Regions from separate parts of the Homo sapiens genome. Here region 1 is linked to region 2. Evidence: read pairs that join two places in POLR2A ChIA-PET (ENCODE). Cell type or tissue: endothelial cell of umbilical vein. All regions are shown on one strand. Links, peaks and the distances in the headings refer to the core of each region. The heading gives the core; the rest is flanking DNA. Region 1 overlaps AQR (aquarius intron-binding spliceosomal factor). Region 2 overlaps AQR (aquarius intron-binding spliceosomal factor).

Region 1 (10,080 bases), core at 783-8,782, 63 kb before region 2:
CCAGCCTGGGCGACAGAGCAAGACTCCGTCTGAAAAAAGAAAAAAAAAATTTAAATGACCAGTTTTTTAGGCTAGGTCCTGAGGAAATTATTTTGCTGAGCTATGTGCTCACGGCATTTTCAGTATTGGGGGAATGGCTTGATGTAACAGCCATGTTACTGTATGGTACATTACACAATTGATTCATATTTGCTGTTCTTGCCATTATCAGATTTGGCAGGCTTATCTTAATGAATTCTTCATCCAAGTTTGATTTTAAAAATATTTGAAAAATAATAGTTAAGTGCTTACTATGTGCCAGATTCTGCTGTAAGCACCTTGCATTCTGCTCTAAGCATCTAGCTCATTTATTCCCACAACAACCCTGTAACACTATTATTGTCCTCATTTTATGGATGAGGAAACTGAAGTGGATAGGTTAAATAACTTGCCCAAGATGTTTCCCAGTATTTAGAGGCACACCAGGTATTGAATCCTGGTTCCCTGGTTCTTTTTTTTTTTTTTTTTTTTCTGACTTCTTACTGAATATTCTGTTCTGTTCTTTTATTTTTTTGAGATGGAGTTTCACCCTTATTGCCCCAGGCTGGAGTGCAGTGGCGCAATCTCAGCTCACTGCCACCTCCGCCTCCTGGGTTCCAGCGATTCTCCTGCCTCAGCCTCCTGAGTAGCTGGGATTACAAGCATGTGCCACCATGCCTTGCTAATTTTTTGTAGTTTTAGTAGAGAAAGTGTTTCACCATGTTGGCCAGGCTAGTCTCGAACTCCTGACCTCAGGTGATCCGCCCACCTCGGCCTCCCAAAGTGCTGGGATTACAGGTGTGAGCCACCACACCCGGCCTTGAATACTCTGTTCTTAAATAAGAGTCCTTTGCCTTCTAGAAACCTCTTAACTAGTACACTCCGGTATGATGTTTAATCCTGTTATGAACCAACTAAGTGGTTTTTATGCTTTCAAAAAGGGTGATTTACAGAGTAATTTACTTTTCCCAAAGTGCTTATTTTTATTTGAAATGTATGGACTCTTTTATTATGAAATGTAACACAGAAAACAGCATGAAACAAATGTATAGCCTTACGAATTATAGTAATAATTCATAACCACCACCTAGGCTGAAAAACTCCACGAACATTGTCGGTGTTCCAGAAGCTCTCTGCTTGTTTCTTTTTTTTATCATTATAATATGTAAGTATGCAAACAAGAACACTATAATTTTGGTTCTTTTTCAACTTTAAATAAATAAATAGAATCACACACTATGTACTCTTTTGTGGCTGGCTTCATTTTTTTTTTTTTTTTTGAGATGGAGTTTCGCTGTTGTCACCAGGCTGGAGTGCAGTGGCATGATCTCGGCTCACTGCAACCTCCGCCTCCCAGCTTCGAATGATTCTCCTGCCTCAGCCTCCCTAGAAGTTGGGATTACAGGTGCCCGCCACCACGCCTAGCTAATTTTTTGTATTTTTAGTAGAGACGGGGTTTCGCCATGTTGGCCAGGCTGGTCTCTAACTCCTGACCTCAGGTAATCTGTATGCCTCGGCCTCCCAAAGTGCTGGGATTACAGACGTGAGCCACTGTGCCTGGCGTAGCTGGCTTCTTTTGTTCACTGTTATTACTTGTTGTTTTAATCATCTGCTTAACAGATCTGGAAGTAGGTAGCTCAGAAGTTAATAATGTCAAGGCCCTTGTCAATCTTGTCAAAAGGTTTTATTGATTTTTTCCGTATGGTTGTGGTGGGGCTGCCACAGCTCCAGACCTCGTATTTCACATAGTCGTCTGAAAAGAGGAGGTTGTTGGGATAGGGGGGAATGTAATAGAAAAGAACTCTCATTTGTGTGGCCCCTTCTCTTTTTCTTATCATATTTAATGATACAGTAATAGATCCAGTTTATCATACATAAATTATTCAACTTTGGAAGGATTTAATGAAATGCACGTTAAGTCCTTGGCACAGTGTCAGGCATAATGCATGCTCTCAGTAAATATTGGTAACTTAAAAAAATAACCATCCAAATATCCTTCAAATTATTTATATTTGTGATTATTGTTTGTAACTTTTCATACTTATTATTTATTTATTTATTATTTTGAGACGGAGACTCACTCTGTCACCTGGGCTGGAGTGCAGTGGCGCAATCTCAGCCCACTGCAACCTCCGCCTCCTGGGTTCAAGCAATTCTCCTGTCTCAGCCTCCTGAGTACCTGGAACTACAGGCACACACCACCACACCTGGCTAATTTTTTGTATTTTAGTAGAGACGGGATTCCACCGTGTTGTCCATGCTGGTCTCGAACCCCTGAGCTCAGGCAGTCCACCCTCCTTGGCCTCCCAAAGTTTAGGATTACAGGCGTGAGCCACCATGCCCGGCCTTCCATACTTATCTTTAAAATTCTTCTGACATGGTGTCTAGTTCATAGACCTGTTTTTTTTAATCTTACAAGTACACTTTCAGTTAAGCTGTTCACTTTATCTGTCTCAGAGAGTTCATTGGCAAAAGTATAAAACTCCAAATTTAATAAATACCACTGAGATTGCTAGAAGAGGAATTGAATGTTTTTCAGACTGCTTTTGCTTTATTTTGACTTACCAAGAGTTATTTTTCAAGGCCAGGCATGGTGGCTCATGCCTGTAATCCCAGCACTTTGGGAGGCTGAGGTGGGAGGATTACTTGAGCCCAGGAGTTTGAAACCAGTCTGGGCAACATAGTGAGACTTCATCTCTACTAAAAATCAAAAAAATTAGCTGGACGTGGTAGCACATGCCTGTAGTCTCAGCTACTTGAGAGGCTGAAGTGGGAGGATTGCTTGAGCCTGGGAGATTGAGACTACAGTGAGCTATGTTTGTGCCACTGTACTCTAGCCTGGGCAATAGAGCAAGCTCTGCCTCAGAAAAAAAAAAAGACTTATTTTTCACTTGTCTAGTTATCATAAAGGAAAGTTGGCTGCTCTACCATTTTTATACATGAGGAAACTGAATTGCAGAATGTTTAAAAGACGTCAGGTGTGGTAGCTCACGCCTGTAATCCTAGCATTTTTGGAGGCTGAGGTGGGTGGATCACCTGAGCTCAGGAGTTCGAGACCAACCTGGACAACATGGGGAAACCCCTATCTCTACTAAAAATACAAAACATTTGCCAGGTGTGGTGGCACGTGACTGTAATCCCAGCTACTCAAGAGTCTGAGGCACAAGAATTGCTTGAGCCTGGGAGGCGGAGGTTGCAGTGTACCGAGATCGTGCCACTGCACTCTAGTGTGGGCGATGGAGCAAGACTCTGTCTCAGTAAAAAAGAAAAAAATAAACAAAATGTTTAAAAGACATTGTCAAAGTAACACTGAGTCATTACTAGAACACTGGTATTCTATCTTATGAGCCAGGATTTTCTGTCTTTTATCATGAGGTCCTATTTGTGACTGAAGAAATTTAATGTAGAGTTTTGTGTATAGTGGGCAGTGAGTGAATTCTGTTGTCTAACATACAGTTAATTCAAGTGAAATGTCTGCAGTTGGAGATTTAGAGTGTGTCACTCAAGATGGCCTATCCACTTAGCATCTTGGCTGCCTGTAGAAGCCAGTACTTTGGCAATATTCTGTCTTTTGCATAGTAAAAACCTTCATTTCATTCTCACTAAAGTTTTGTGACATTGCATGCTCAGTGAAACTATGTAAGAGATCAGAAATCAGTGGAATAGGATTTTTGACAGGATAGTGGTTTCCTGGGGCATTATAAATTCATAATACATGTATTTTTAATTTTCAAAGCTGGAAACAATTATCTAGTGACAGTGTTCTGATCTATTTCCAATATTATAAAACGATAAAGCTAAATTAGTGGCCATTTGTGTCTGCTTCGGGACAGCGTAAGTATGTTTGGGACAAACATGACTATATCATTGTTTATTCATATAAAACAAAGTAATTCTATTTAAAAAAGACAGTATATTAAAGACAAATATCTGATATTTCCTCCACAATATTTTAGTATTTTAAGCTCACTGTCAACACTAAGAAGCAAGTGAAACGTCTGATTTTCACATTTGCAATATAGATATGTGTCCTGCGTGCTTTTAGGAAGGCATGACTCTAGCAAAGTGTTTCCATTTGAGTATTAAATGAAAACATGTTGGTCAGTGCTTAAGAAGTTGAACTGACATTAGAAGTTGTGATCTGATATTATGAATTTTGATAGATGGGTTAATATGGAAACAAAACATCCCTAAATGCATTTGTGTTAATAACTCTGAAACGTTTGTATTCTCTATTTTAAACATTTTATTTATTTTTATGTTTTCAGGTTTGCTATTAGAAAGATAATGCTCTTGGAATTTAGGTAAGTTATAAGGCATTCCATTGATGAAAGAGATAATGTGATTTCAGTTTTAGCTAAATTTTCTGTGTTATTTCTGTGAGTCACTAAGAAAATCTAAATTTGTGAAGATTTATATTTCTGTGATTGGCTTATTTTGGAATATGTATATGATAGCCTTTGTTTTCAAAGATGATGGCCCATTGCCAGAATAGCTTGTGTTTTGATTTGTTTCTTACTTGTTAAGCTAGCATGTGGTGAATAATTTCTGAACTCAAACTTGGTTTCTGTAGTGATCAGTGGAAATAAATTAGAGTGTGTTCTATAGCCACTTTTTCTCCCTGCCAAGCTAAAATGTTATCATCAAGGTAACATTGTTCCAGTCTAGCTACTAGTAATATAAATATTTCAGACAAAAGATAATGTATGATTTTTAGATTGCAAAGGTAGATTAGATTATGTTGCAACCAGATGTAGCCAGTATGCTGAAAATAAGAGCCAGGATTGTTGTTGATGATAGTTACATTTACCATTTCTCAAACAGAACACCAGTTTTGTGCTCACCACAGTGTTAAGCATTTTACATACAGAGTACTCACAACAATCCTGTGAAGTAAGTACTATCCTCTGTATTTACTGGAAACAGAAGCTGAGATCAGAGAGGTTAAATTCTTTGCTCTAAGTAATTGGCAGAGCTGGGATACCAATGTCTGATGCCAAAGCTCATGGTTTTCCACTTCTCTACACTTCCTTGACATCTGGTTTACATCAGAGGTCAGGGCCTCTGTGTTAATAATTGTTACTCCTACATACACATTTGATCCTTACAAAAAAAATGACATGAAGTAGATGGTCTTATCGTTTTTCTAGAGGGAAATTGAAATTTATTATTATGAATTAACTAGTAAGTTGAGTGCCTCCTGTATCCTAAGGACTGTATTATTATTAAATGATCTTATTTAATCCTGACAACAACACCAGTAAGATCTTCCTTATTTTGTAGGGGAGAAAACTGAGGCTAGAAACTGGACCCATCTCGCCCTGAGATAAATATGCTCTTTCCATCATATCGTGCCTCCTTTCAAGAAGACAGATTAAAATCAAGAGGCTACCAATATGCAGTTAGAATTAACCAGAATTCTAGAGTCCAGAAACCAAGAGAATGGCAGGAACTGAAGGAGAAAGCAACAAAACAGATTGAAAGCATCAATGACAGTGAATTTTTTTTTTTTTTTTTTTTTGAGACAGTCTCGCTCTGTTGCCAGGCTGGAGTGCAGTGGCACGATCTCGGCTCACTGCAACCTCCACTTCCCGGGTAGAAGCGATTCTCCTGCCTCAGCCTCCTGAGTAGCTGGGATTACAGGTGTGCGCCATCACGCCTGGCTAATTTTTGTATTTTTAGTAGAGACGAGGTTTCACCATGTTGGCCAGGATGGTCTCGATTTCTTGAACTTGTGATTGCCTGCCTCGGCTTCCTAAAGTGCTGGGATTACAGGCATGAGCCACCGCACCCAGCTGACAGTGAAAAATTTTTAATAGCTGAAAAAGTCAGTTGTTACCTTTCAGGAACTCTTATTTAATTTTATGTGACAATATCATTTTCCCTGGGCCAACTTCCAAACATAACCAGTCTAAAGTTTGTTGTAGAGAGTAATTGATGGTTTCTTGCTAAACTGGAAAGTAAGATGGCATGGAGAAGGTAGCTGGATATAGGGAAGTGAACTGAGAAAAGGGTTTCCATGGATGAAAATCATTAGAGGAAGGCATTATTTTATATCAGTATTGTATAGAATTTGCTGCAATTGCTGAAATAGGATCAGGAAGTTATTGAACAAATCCTTAAGTCTGAAGAAAAGAGATGTAGTTTGGAGTCAGGACCATACCTGTGTAATCAGGCAAATCATTGACTCTCATTACCTCAGTTTTCTCATCTAAGAGATTTTAAGATAGGTTTGGAATTTGCTGTGTAGTCAGATAACACCCAAGATAAGACTTTACTCTTAAAAACTGTGGCAAGCCAGTGACATCTGTGGGACATCTGGCAGAAACAGTTATAAAGATACTCTGGAAGCATATGTATTCCAACTATACTGCAGAAAACTCTATAAATAAAACCTTGGTAAAGGTGAGTTTATACTCCCAAATTACAGAGCACATTAGGGTAATATTCTCTACTATAAGCAAGAGTGAACAGCAGAGAACAAATATTTCCCCCCTGCCCCCACCACCAAGAACTTCAGATAATTAAATAATTGATACACACTGTCAAGTCATTATGTTTAAAATTATTATTGGCATAAGAGAAGAAATATAATATGTGAGAAAGAAACAAGATACTAAAAATGGATAGACGTGGGGGAGGGAAATGGAGATAAAAAATCACTGAAATTTAAAAACTCAATTAGCAAAATAAATAACATGTTAGACGCAGGTAAAGAAGGAATTAATGAACTAGAAAATAGATCTGAGGGAATGAACTAGAAAATAGATCTGAGAGAATTAACTAGAAAATAGCAAAGAGGGCCGGGAGTGGTGGCTTACACCTGTAATCCCAGCACTTTGGGAGGCCAAGGCGGGTGGATCACAAGGTCAAGAGATCGAGACCATACTGGCCAACATGGTGAAACCCTGTCTCTACTAAAAATACAAAAATTAGCTGGGTGTGGTGGCACATGCCTGTAATCTCAGCTACTCAGGAGGCTGAGGCAGGAGAATTGCTTGAACCCAGGAGGCAGAGGTTGCAGTGAGCCGGGATTATGCCATTGCACTCCAGCCTGGCAACAGAGTGAGACTCCATCTCAAAAAAAAAAAAAAAAAAAAAAAAGGAAAATAGCAAAGAGAAGTAAAAATGAAAAATACGAAAGGAAAATAAGGTATGTGGAGGCTAGAATGAGAAGGCTTAGTAGGAGTTTCAGAAGATTTTTTTTTTTTTTTTTAGTTTTGGAGATGGGGTCTCACTCTGTTGCCCACATTGGAGTACAGTGGCACAGTCATGGCTCACTGCAACCTCAACCCCCTAGGCCCAAGTGATCCTCCTACCTCAGCCTCCTGAGTAGTTGGGACCACAGGTGTGCACCATTACACCTGGCTAGTGGTTTTTTTTTTTTTTTTTTTAATAGAGATAAGGTCTCACTATGTTGCCCAGGCTGGTCTCAAACTCCTGGGCTCAAGCAGTCCACCCACTTTGGCCTCCCAAAGTACTGGGATTACAGGTGTCAGCCACCACACCTGGCCTCATTTTGTTTTAGAACTGATGTTTGTCAGGTATTTTTGGGTTTTCCTTTTTTTTTTTTTTTTTTTTTTGTGACGGAGTCTCACTGTTGCCAGGCTGGAGTGCAGTGGCGCGATGTTGGCTCACTGCAATCTCCGCCTCCCGGGTTCAAGTGATTCTCCTGCCTCAGCCTCCTGAGTAGCTGGGACTATAGGCACACGCCACCATGCCCAGCTAATTTTTGTATTTTTAGTAGAGATGGGGTTTCACCATGTTGGCCAGGATGGTCTCGATCTCTTGACCTCATGATCTGCCTGCCTCGGCCTCCCAAAGTGCTGGGATTGCAGGCGTGAGCCACTGTGCCTGGCCAACTTTTACTTTAAGAAGAGCCTTAAAGTTAAAGGCCCAGTGTAGTGGCTCATGCCTGTAATCCCAGCACTTTGGGAGGCTGAGGTGGGTGGATCGATCCTGAGGTTGGGAGTTCAAGACCAGCCTGACCAACATGGAGAAACCCCGTCTCTACTAAAAATACAAAAAATTAGCCGGGCGTGGTGGCACATTCTTGTAATCCCAGCTACTCAGGAGGCAGAGGCAGGAGAATTGCTTGAATCCGGGAGGTGGAGGTTGCTGTGAGCCAAGATTACGCCATTGTACTCCAGTCTGGGCCACAAGAGCAAAACTCCGTCTCAAAAAAACAAAAAAAAAGCCTTAAGTAAGGGAATATCCGGTGGTTTGGTGGTGATAATTATGTATGTTGGCAACGTTTGATACCTTTTTATTTGAATTTATAGGACTGTCATTCTCCAAAGCTGTATTTTCTATATATAAATTTGTAGCTGGTAGCAGTGACCTAGACTGCAGGTAAATTTGTGGAGGATTCCAAGTTTTTTTTTTTTTTTTTGAGATGGAGTCTAGCTCTGTTGGCCAGGCTGGAGTGTAGTGGCGCAATCTCAGCTCACTGCATCTTCTTCCCGGGTTCAAGTGATTCTCCTGCCTCAGCCCCCTGAGTAGCTGGGATTACAGGCGTGTGCCACCATACCCAGCTAATTTTTGTATTTTTAGTAGAGATGGGGTTTCACCATATCACAACTCCTGACCTCAAGTCAGGAGTTGACCTCCACCCGTCTCGGCCTCCCAAAGTGCTGGGATTACAGGCATGAGCTACCACACCCAGCCAAGGATTCCAAGTTATAAATAGAGATTTCCAAAATATTTTCAGAAAGTTGTAAATAATTATGCTTTTCTGGGTGAGTTATGTATTACAGTGAGTGGTGGTAACTAATGAAGTATTCTATGCTTTTTACTCTTTACAGCCAGTATCTTGAAAATTATCTCTGGATGAATTATTCTCCTGAGGTATCTAGCAAGGCCTATTTAATGTCAATCTGCTGTATGGTGAATGAGAAGTTTAGAGAAAACGTGCCTGCATGGGAGGTAACTGATTTAAAGTACTTCATAGCTTTCATACTGACCCACATAAGCCATTACAAAGTGGCAGAACTTTTACTGATAGTGGTGCTTTTAGAGCAGAACTTTACCCAGTAATAAAGCAAATATTGAGAAAAAGAATGGGTATGTGAAAGATATGTTTTCTTTTGGTTTCAATACTTTCTTCAAACGATTTAATAATTTACTATGAATTGAAAATTTATGAATGTGAGTTATTTTTCTGCTTTGTGTTTGAAACAAAGAATGGTATATGTTATAACAACTTACATCAGGAGCTGGCAAAATGGAAATTATATTAATAAGTACAAATAGGCTGAGTGCTGTCACTCATGCCTATAATCCTGCACTTGGAAAGCTGAGGTGGGAGGATTGCTCGAAGCCAGGAGTTCAAGACCAGCCTGGGCAACAAAGCAAAAACTTGTTTCTTTAAAAAAAGAAAAAATTAGCCAGGCATGGTGGCATGAGTCTGTAGTCCCAGCTACTTGGGAGATTGATGCAAGAGGACCACTTGAGCCCAGGAGTTCGAGGCTGCAATGAACTATGATTGCACCACAACACTCCAGCCTGGGTAACAGAGCGAGGCCTGTCTCTAAGAAGAAGAAAAAAAAGCACAAGTATATAATGTTCAAATGAGATATTTTTCAGTGTCTTTTTTCACAAGAGGGAGTTTATTTTTATTTTTTTTGTCTTATTTTTATTTTTATTTATTTTATTATTATTATTATTATTATTATTTTTTTTATTGATCATTCTTGGGTGTTTCTCGCAGAGGGGGATTTGGCAGGGTCACAGGACAATAGTGGAGGGAAGGTCAGCAGATAAACAAGTGAACAAAGGTCTCTGGTTTTCCTAGGCAGAGGACCCTGTGGCCTTCCGCAGTGTTTGTGTCCCTGGGTACTTGAGATTAGGGAGTGGTGATGACTCTTAACGAGCATGCTGCCTTCAAGCATCTGTTTAACAAAGCACATCTTGCACCGCCCTTAATCCATTCAACCCTGAGTGGATACAGCACATGTTTCACAGAGCACAGGGTTGGGGGTAAGGTCACCGATCAACAGGATCCCAAGGCAGAAGAATTTTTCTTAGTACAGAACAAAATGAAAAGTCTCCCATGTCTACCTC
Region 2 (10,080 bases), core at 637-8,636:
TCTTTTTCCTTTCTGTCTTAGAATTTGTTGACATGAGTGTTAGACTTGTTAATGTTCTATAGATTCATGAGTCTCTATTTTTTTAATCTTTTTTTCTGTTATTCAGGTTGTGTAGCTTACTGATCTATCTCAAAGTTCACCAACTCTTCTTCTATCCTGTTCATTCTGTTATTGGGCCCATCTACTGAATTTGTTAATTTTATCTTTCAGGTCTGTACTTCACGTTTTCTAACAATGTGTGATAACTGTGATGACTTAGTAGTTTGCTATGTGTTCATCTTCTTTTTAGGTTGTGGGCCCACCTGGTACAGGCAAAACAGATGTGGCAGTTCAGATCATATCCAACATCTACCACAACTTCCCAGAACAGAGGACTCTAATTGTTACTCATTCCAATCAGGTAAATGACTGTGTGTGTGTGTGTGTGTGTGTGTGTGTGTGTGTGTGTGTGTGTGCACGCATGCGCATGCACATGGGTATGCAGGTTAGGGGTTGAGGGGGAGGTAAGTGTGGGACACAATAAGTTCCTCTTCAAGAAATCTAGTTTCATTATTCTTTGTTCTCCATTTTTCTGAGCCTGGCCTACCTGTTCCCTAATATATTCTGGCATGCCTAAGTCTCAGCTGGTTTGTGGCTCACATTCCTTCCCTTATTTGGGAATGCATTAGCTCCTGGTTTCCCGTGAGGACCCCCTCCTCTCCCTTGCTTCCCCATCACGCAGTGACCATATTTAGAAAAGCTTAAGTTTTAGCCAATCGGGGTAGTTTATATTGTGCGGTCTTACTCCAGCCAATGGGGAAAGGACACAGATACAGGGGCTGCATTAGGGATAGAAACCCTTCTCTCCTTTGTTCGGTGTGCTCTTGGCAAACGTGACTGACGCAGGTAGCACCCACCTGCAGAAGTAAATTGCCTTGCTGAGAAAACTTTTTGTCTGAGTGCTGGTTCTTCCTTGCAGCATTGAGCACTTGTTCCTAACATAAGGAAGGAGCAGAGGATTCATGAAATGAATGTATTAATAGATGATTTATCCTTGTATGAAAATCTGATCATAGGTACCACAAAATACCAGGAAAGGCTAATTAGTATAGATGGTCCCTGACTTTTGGTTTGACTTTTATTCTGACCTGTAATATTTTGACTTTATGATGGTGTGAAAGCAATATGAATTCAGCAGAAATTGTACTTCAAGTACCCATACAACCATTCTGTTTATCACTCTTATTTCGCTATTCAATAAATTATATGAGATAGTCAACATTTCAGTATAAAATAGGCACATTGTGTTAGATGATTTTTCCCAGGTATAAGCTAATATATGTGTTCTGAGCATGTTTTACATAGGCTAGGCTAAGCTATGGTGTTCAGTAGGTTAGGTGTGTTAAATGTGTTTTCAACTTAGGATATTTTCAACTTATGATAGATTTATTGGAATGTAACCCCATTGTAAGTTGAGGAGTATCTGCTATTGAGCTACTCTTGGATTATCACTGCTTATAATGAGATGACATTGAGAGATATATAAAAGCAATCTTTTATTTCTACTGGAGAGGGTCAATGTGAAAAAGCTAAGACTATTTGGATATATGGTTAGATATTTGGATTAAATTAAATTGCTATTTTTTCCTTCTACACTAAACTAGAACTTTTACTTGGAGATTATAAGCATTAACCCTTACTGGGAGCATTTTTCTTCATTTAGTAGAATGAATATTCCTGAAAGACTAAGGTCTAAAGTGCATTGATACTGGATTAAATTTCAAATCCATGTGAAATGTACACCTGTATTACATGAAGGGACTGTATTCTACTTTAGTCATTCTGAAGCTGTCAGAAATGAGGGAAGAACAAGTAACATTTATTAGATCTGGTATAAAATGAGACAGGCAACTCTGAGAACATCCTGAAGCATATTATGAAATTTGCATGGTAGTCAAAACCTCTGAAAGTTTTTTCTCGGAGTTTATGTTAACAGTGGTGACTTCAGTTGACCAGTCTTTGAGTTGGTATATACAGAAGCACTGTGTTTTTGGAATGCCAAATATCAGTTACTCTGGTGATCATTAACTTTTAATTTGTAAAGTTTTAAAAATAATACTCTTCAGTTCATTTGCCTGACATATTTTTATATATTTTGAAGTTTATAAATAGTAAACTTATCCAATATACTGAATATATGTTATACATAATTATATAATAACATATTACATAACATATTGGACATAATGCATCTAATATACTGAATTTGTGGGAGTTGAAGGGGGATCAATTTGGACTTTGTCTTGATAAAAGAAACAAATTATGAAAAGAAGTTTTTTTCTTCTGTTTATAAAATTTGTTCTGTAAAAACCTATTGTAAATTCTTAAAATGAACAGAATAATTCATGTGTTGTTTTAACATATTTTTTACTGTTTTGTCATACCTTGATATGGCTTTCTACAGTTATCCTCTACTTTATGATTGATTTGTATAGCACAATCATTGAAAAGATTAATTTGCAAAAATAGACACATAATTCACTGCTTGCTAAACACCTGCCTTGGTTTTTTGAAATTCAAATCATTTCCCTTGATGCCCATCGAATTGATTGTTTTCCTTCAGTTAACTGTTTTGTTTGCCAGATCTTCATTTGCATGTATAATTCAAGTAGTTCTTCAAAATCACTGTAATTCACAATGAAATCATGTAGTTTTTTCTGGGATTATAGTGTGCAAGTTTGTGGGGGTTTTGTTTTTTGTTTTTACTTTTATTCAATCTATGTGGTTCTTGAGTTTGAATAGTGAAGGTTTGGATAGTGAGTAACACCATGTAATCTGCTCTGTTGGGTACTGAGTTTTGGATGATGAGTATCAAGAGTTTGGATAGTGGGGGATTTTTCTGAAAATTTATGTTAAATCTCTTCAGTTTCAGAGCTCAGATTGCTAGAATTTTGATGGTAAAGGATATCTGTATCTACATTATATAACCTAGGTGTTTATAAGACTGGATGCTGACTTCACAGGCAGGGTTGGACTAGTGAAAGTGAGATGTTTGAATGGCGGCTTATTTTTAAATAGTACCTTAATTAGTGAGTCTTTCCATACTATGAAACTTTTGCCTTTCTGTAAAACCTTGTAACTGCGGAAGTTCAGATAATGAATACTAGGATTCGAGGGAACCCTAATTATGAACATTTCACAGATAGAAAGTAGTGACTTTTAAATGACTTTCATCAGAATAGTTTGCAATAAATGAGTGCTCTGCTCTTTATTATATTGAGAACATTAGACTTTCAGACTAAGATTTGAAAGATGCAATTTATGTTTCCACCTTCTGGTCCTCTTAATGTATTCTACCAACACACTCACTGCCTTCTTATTGTCTTTCTCCAACTGCAAAAACTTTTTCAGTTCTCTGTAACCCAAGGAAATGCTGTTGAATGAAATGAAACTCAGTGTGGTTGTTTATTTTAGGAGTTGTTACAACTCGGAAGAAATAGCATCTGAGCCAATGCCTTTCTCGTTTCATAAATTAAAAGCAGATGTTTAATAGGTGGGTGGTTTTATGGTTTCTAGTTATCCATACAGCCAAATAGACATAGATGGCAATATCAGAAATCAATATAAATACTATTTGATTAAATTATAAATGGCCTAATATAAGGCTGATTTCCTTCTGTGTTTCAACTTTGATTCTTTCTAAATGTTAGTTTTTGCTACGTTTAAAGGTGCCGTCACCCTTCTTGCTTTATTGTCTAGGCCCTAAACCAGTTGTTTGAGAAAATCATGGCATTAGACATTGATGAGCGCCACCTACTGCGTCTTGGTCATGGAGAAGAAGAGCTGGAGACAGAGAAAGATTTCAGCAGGTGAGCAAATGGGAGTGAGTAACAGTGTAAAAAAGGATTTTTTATTTTCTTTTCATTTCTTTTATTAAAGAAGAAGAAAGCAATGAATACTGAAACTTAATTCTGAAAGGTTCTAACTTAACTTACTAAGACTATATGTTGAGCTAGAAATATGGTCATGATGTCCCTCAGTTCCAGTTGTGTATGGTTATGCCATTTTGTCTTCAAATATACAATTATGTTAATGAAGAGAATGATCTTGTTAATCTTTTTAACAGATTGCCTTTTGCTTTCTATTTATTGAGGTAATTTTTCATGCTGCCAGTTCAAAACTGTACAACTTTAAATGATTCCTTTTTCACATCTTATTCAGGAATTTAATTTGCATATATTTTAGGTGCCAATTAGGAGGTTGATTTATTTATTGAAATAGAAATTACGGGAGGCTGACGCAGGAGAATCGCTGTAACCCGGGAGGCAGAGGTTGCAGTGAGCCAAGATTGCGCCATTGCATTCCAGCCTGGCGACAGAGCAAGACTCTGTCTCAAAAAAAAAAGAATGCAAATTAGTGATTAATGATAATATAAGCTTTGGGGTTATAAGTATAACTTCAGATGCTTCTTGCCAGTTTGGCTGGACTTTGTTTGATATCACATACTGTAAATTGACTAAAACTTTACAAGTCGGATTTCTTCTGCCATTAGTATTTTAATTTTTTTCATTCAAAGTTGCTTTATAATGTCTCATTTTATTTATATTTAAATCCATTTTTAAAGCCCAATTTTAGATAATAAGCACAATTAACAGCTGGACATATTTAATGTAGCCTTTGGCTATTAAACATGATATTTGATGAATTGATCATAGACATTAAAAGAGTTTTAAATTATTATGTGCATCTATTTTGAGTTCTTGTATTATAGAGCTTACCAAACACTTAGCTTCTAAAAAGTCACTATGTTGCAGAGGGGCAAAGAACAACATGCCATAAGTTATTTAGGGCTCTATATTCTTAATTTCAGATTAGCCAGTAATACTTTTGAATTCATCCCATAGGTATTTCCTCATTTTAAAGCCAACTTACAAAGGTAGGTTAGACTCTAAAATCTAATAATTCAGAATTCAGTGAACATGAAGGTGCTAATAGAATATTTGACTATAATTACAATTATATTGAAGTCGAATTTATGGTTTTTAAAGAATATTAGAATAGGGGTAGAATTTTTACAATGATTTCAGGTACCACCAAATTTGTTAGAAAAAATGTACTTTTAAATTCTGACACATAACCTAGATATTGTTAGTTTGCATATTTGATTGGACATATTCTTTTTCTCTTACAATTAAAAAGAAAAATTATGACTATTGTTTCACAATAAAAGTAGCATCACTTTCTCTGAAGAAAAAAATTGTAAAATCTGGTGAAGTTGTAGAGAAGGAGTGGTTATCCATAATTACACTATCCTAAAACAACTTTTTGCTAGTCTTTTTCTGTAATGCTGTTATTTGTAATTTTTATGTTGCTTTTTTTGTTTTTTTGAGACAGAGTTTCACTTTGTTGCCCAGGCTGGAGTGCAGTGGCACCGTCTCAGCTCACTGCAACCTCCGCTTCCTGGGTTCAAGCAATTCTCCTGCCTCAGTCTCGTGAGTAGCTGGGATTACAGGTACCCACCACCAAGCCTGGCTGATTTTTTTTGTATTTTAGTAGAGACGGGGTTTCACCATGTTGCCCAGGCTGGTCTTGAACTCCTGAGCTCAGGCAATCCATCTTGGCCTCCCAAAGTGCTAGGATTACAGGCGTGTGCCACCGCGCCCAGCCTTATGTTGCTTTTTAAAAATAATTCTTTATCTTTTAAGTGTAATAATGTACTAATTGAGCAGATAGTAGAGTTTAATTGTACTGTATATTGCTTTTATTTATTTATTTATTTATTTATTGGGACAGAGTCTCACTCTGTCACCCAGGCTGGAGTGTAGTGGTATGATCTCGGTTCACTGTAAACTCTGTCTCCTGGGTTCAAGGGATTCTCATGCCTCAGCCTCCTGAGTAGCTGGGATTACAGGCGCCCACCACCACACCTGGCTAATGTTTGTATTTTTAGTAGAGACGGGGTTTTGCCATGTTGGCCAGGCTAGTCTTGAACTCCTGACCTCAAGTGATCTGCCTGCCTCGGCCTCCCAAAGTGCTGGGATTACAGGCGTGAGCCACCGTGCCCGGCCTGTTGCTTTTTAAGTTTAACATTACTTCACAAAAATTTTGGCATTTTATTAACAGAGTCTGTAAGCATTCCTGATTTTTTTCTCATTAACGAAGTGTTCATTGTAGATAAAAGTTTATAGATAAGCAAGCAGAAAAAAGTTATCTGCCATATGTTTATATCCTTCCAAGTTGAAAAATTCTTCAAGCATAGATCATGTTTTAGATCTCTTTTTTGTTCTTAATCATCCCTTGCTACCTCAAATGTGAATCTCTGAACTACAGACAGCTAGGAACATGACTTCTTCTTTTGTTGAGTCTTTAAACATGGGAACAACAGTGATTGATTAAATTATTTTAGTCTTATTTTAAGCATTAAAGGGTTATGGGAGACCCTTTGTTGTTGTGGTGTTGTGAAAAGAATGTGCATAGAATTTGGGATCTAATTCTGGTTCCACTACTTTCTTCCCTAACTGTGTGTTTTCGGACAAGGTACTCTCCAAACTTCAGTTTTCTTACTGATTCAGCAAACATTAAGAACCTGCTAGGTTTGGGTGCCAAGTTATGTATTGGGATATGTAGATGACAGAGATAATCAAAAACATTTAAAAATTACTTTTCAAAGCCTTTAGATCTAATCTACTTTTATGTAGTGTAAAACAGTGCTGTTTGAAGCAGCCAGTTTGTGAACTTACATGTTCTTGGTCTGTGATGAAATGAACTAGCACCAGAATGCACTGTCCTGCTTTCTTCTTTGTGAAAGTGTCTTGCTGTGAAAAGAAAGATTGAGAGCTGAACTAAATGGTGTATTTGGTGATGTAGTTGACTTTCCCTCCTCCTAGACCAGTAACACCCTTGCAGATCAATACTGTTCCATGGAGTATACTCTAAGTAGCTTTTTCTTTTTTTTTTTTGAGACGGAGTCTTGCTTTGTCGCCCAGGCTGGAGTGCAGTGGCGCCATCTCTGCTCACTGCAAGCTCCGCCTCCCAGGTTCACGCCATTCTCTTGCCTCGGCCTCCCAAGTAGCTGGGACTACAGGTGCCCGCCACCATGCCCGGCTAATTTTTTTGTATTTTTAGTAGAGACAGGGTTTCACCATGTTAGCCATGATGGTCTCGATCTCCTAACCTCATGATCTGTCCGCCTCAGCCTCCCCGAAGTGTTGGGATTACAGGCGTGAACCACCGTGACCCACCTACTTTAAGTAGCTTTTGTGTAAAGTAACCCAAGAACTACCACCAATAGTTAAATAGAAGCCATATCTTCTAGTTTTTTTTCCTCTTCTTTGCTATTATGATTTTCTTGAATTTTGCTGATTGTTTCCTTCAAAGTCTCTTTATTACAGTTTTGTCATTTTGCCTAATTGAAATGTCTAGGTATGGAAGAGTTAATTATGTTCTGGCTCGAAGAATAGAACTTTTAGAAGAAGTCAAACGATTGCAAAAGAGTCTAGGGGTTCCAGGAGATGCCTCATATACCTGTGAAACTGCAGGCTATTTCTTCTTATACCAGGTAAGATATTAAGGGTTTTTGAATCATACTTCATCATAATATGAACCCCAGTTGGAAGCTGGAATGAGTTCTTGTGATCCTTCATGAAAGCTTATTTTTTTGAGTAGATTAGAATGTATGGTATTGCAAGTGCTATATTTATGAATGTTAAGTGTATTTTGTATTATCTTCAGTTTTCTTTTCTAAATAACTTTGCTTGATGACTCATTCTGTGAAAGACCAATGTTGCTACTTTTTACATTTTTTTCTTTCTATTGGCAAAGTTCTAGTCACTCTTTTTTCTTTTTTTACTGTAGAAATACAACTAAATAAATATTCTAGCTAGCCAGTGGCAACAAAGTACAGTTAACTTTTATTGTATACATTAATCAACTAATGAAGGAAAACATTCTTCCTTCAAATTTCCAGAAATAAATTATGTCTTACAACTAATTGCACAGTGGGTCTTGAAGTTAAAGGCTTCTGACTTCAACATAAAGATGTACTTTTACTTTTGTTAGGGTAAATTTTGGAAGTGTGAAAACCAATGAGAAATAGCCAAATAAAGTGAATAAAACTAAACTTTAATAGTCAGTTGGATTATTAATAATTTTAAATGGACTAGGACATAATTGGCTAATGAAGATTTTTGTATAACTTCATTTGTTCTCTTTGTTCTAATGCCAATTGTATATTTTAGATATAAATTATAATATTGTAAGCTCATTGTAAGTGGATATCACAAACCAATTAAGTCCATTCAAAATGAGCAGCTTTCATGGTTTCTTGTGAAGCAGGGAAAATACATAATATAGTCTACATTAGATTCAAGACTGTTTAGGACTTGCATAAAGGAGTAAAGATCAGCTTAAATGCTTTTTTGACACAAAATTACTTGGCTTTCAGTGAAAATAATGTTTAAAAGTGGGAAAAATAACCTATAAATTAAGAAGGTTTATGTAATAAATTTGGGAAGAATGAACTTGAGGCTTCACAGTGTAAATTGGCAGTTTTCAACATTTAAGAATCATATCAGGAAAGTTGTTTACGAGTTAAATTCCCTAGCCCTTGTTCCTATAGCTTCTCATTCAATAGAGGTGGAATCCAGGAATCCACATTTTTATTTAGCTCCTCAGATATTTTGCATAAGGACTACACTTTTGAGAAACACTGAGATAGTAACAGAAAAAGACCTGGGAGAGTTACAGAAATTGAGGTTACATAGTAACTGGCTGGTAGACGCATAGCTAACATTATACAAAGTAATTGAACTATAATCACAAAAGTCATAAGATAAGCTTTCAAATACACACTCAGCTTAACCAGACGTTCTTTATAAATGTTCTAAAAAACTGACAGAGGGTTGACAAGTGCCAAATTGATTAAAAAGCTGCTAAAGCTGAACTTACCATATATGGAGAGAAACAGAGATGAAAAAAATGAGCAATTTCTTTGTCCAGAGAGCTTTCTTTCCTTTACATTTCTTTTAAGCGTTAATAATAAACTCTCTTGAGTTACGTGGAGAATCTGAACTGTCGGAGTTAGAGTTCTATGAGATGATGTTAAGGCTCTTTCCAGTTTGTAGAAATTTGTTATTAAAGAGCCTTTTTTTCTCCAAAGACAAGGTTACTTTTATAACAGAAGAGCAATCTGTCAGTTACAGGAATGAAGAATAGTTATATTGGATCAAAGATTGAATTTCTTTTTTTTTCTTTTTCACCTAGCAGATCTTGTTTTTATAAGATTTATTCATTTTATGCTTTAAAACATCATAATTAGCTGGCAGTTAACTTCAAGTCCTTTTTTCTACAGGTAATGTCTCGCTGGGAAGAGTATATCAGCAAAGTGAAAAATAAAGGTAGTACATTGCCAGATGTTACGGAAGTCTCCACTTTCTTCCCTTTCCATGAATACTTTGCAAATGCTCCTCAACCCATTTTTAAAGGAAGATCTTATGAAGAAGACATGGAAATTGCTGAAGGATGTTTCAGGCATATTAAGAAAATCTTTACGCAGCTTGAGGTAAGGATTCTCAAGTTCTTTGAACTTCCCTTTAGTGGTTTTTAATTTAGTTTAGTTTTTTTTTGAAGTAAATGTGAAATATTCAAATCTTTTGTTTTTTTGTTTTTTTGTTTTTTTTTGAGACGGAGTCTTGCCCTGTTGCCCAGGCTGGAGTGCAGTGGCATGATCTTGGCTCACTGCAACCTCCACCTCCCAGGTTCAGGCGATTCTCCTGCCTCAGCTTCCGAGCAGCTGGGATTACAGGTGCACACCACCATGCCCAGCTAATTTTTGTATTTTTAGTAGAGACAGGGTTTCACCATGTTGGCCAGGCTGGTCTCGAACTCCTGACCTCAAGTTATCTGCTCGCCTCTGCCTCCCAAAGTGCTGAGATTACAGGTGTGAGCCACCACACCCGGCCCAAAATATTCAAATCTTAGAAATTAGATTAATTTTAAGTAAGATATAAATTGGATCCTTATTCTGGCTTTCCTGATGTAAAGGTCTTAGTATTTTTGAGAAAGGAATGCTTCCGTCAAGAAATTCAATAATGGTTCTTTGAA

What was found. Peaks named below come from ENCODE experiments on the same cell type or tissue, not always from the same donor. Only the 100,000 strongest peaks of a DNase experiment are listed, where the experiment ranks them.
Region 1: POLR2A ChIA-PET joins it to region 2 with 8 read pairs; 2 of 35 experiments call an interaction of 5 or more read pairs at or near these places.

What each region holds. Positions count from the first base shown.
Region 1 is chr15:34,947,127-34,957,206 of GRCh38, reverse strand. It overlaps AQR (aquarius intron-binding spliceosomal factor), which reads left to right. Exons shown (of 35, transcript NM_014691.3): 4 at 4,287-4,322; 5 at 8,823-8,943. Among named protein-coding and RNA genes, the nearest start is that of AQR, 18 kb to the left of the region's middle. In endothelial cell of umbilical vein, for the core only: no CTCF peak of the experiment used is centred there; DNase peaks (open chromatin) are centred at 4,536 and 4,996.
Region 2 is chr15:34,883,983-34,894,062 of GRCh38, reverse strand. AQR (aquarius intron-binding spliceosomal factor) reads left to right here. Exons shown (of 35, transcript NM_014691.3): 23 at 290-400; 24 at 3,739-3,848; 25 at 7,402-7,537; 26 at 9,329-9,538. Among named protein-coding and RNA genes, the nearest start is that of AQR, 81 kb to the left of the region's middle. In endothelial cell of umbilical vein, for the core only: no CTCF peak of the experiment used is centred there; no DNase peak of the experiment used is centred there.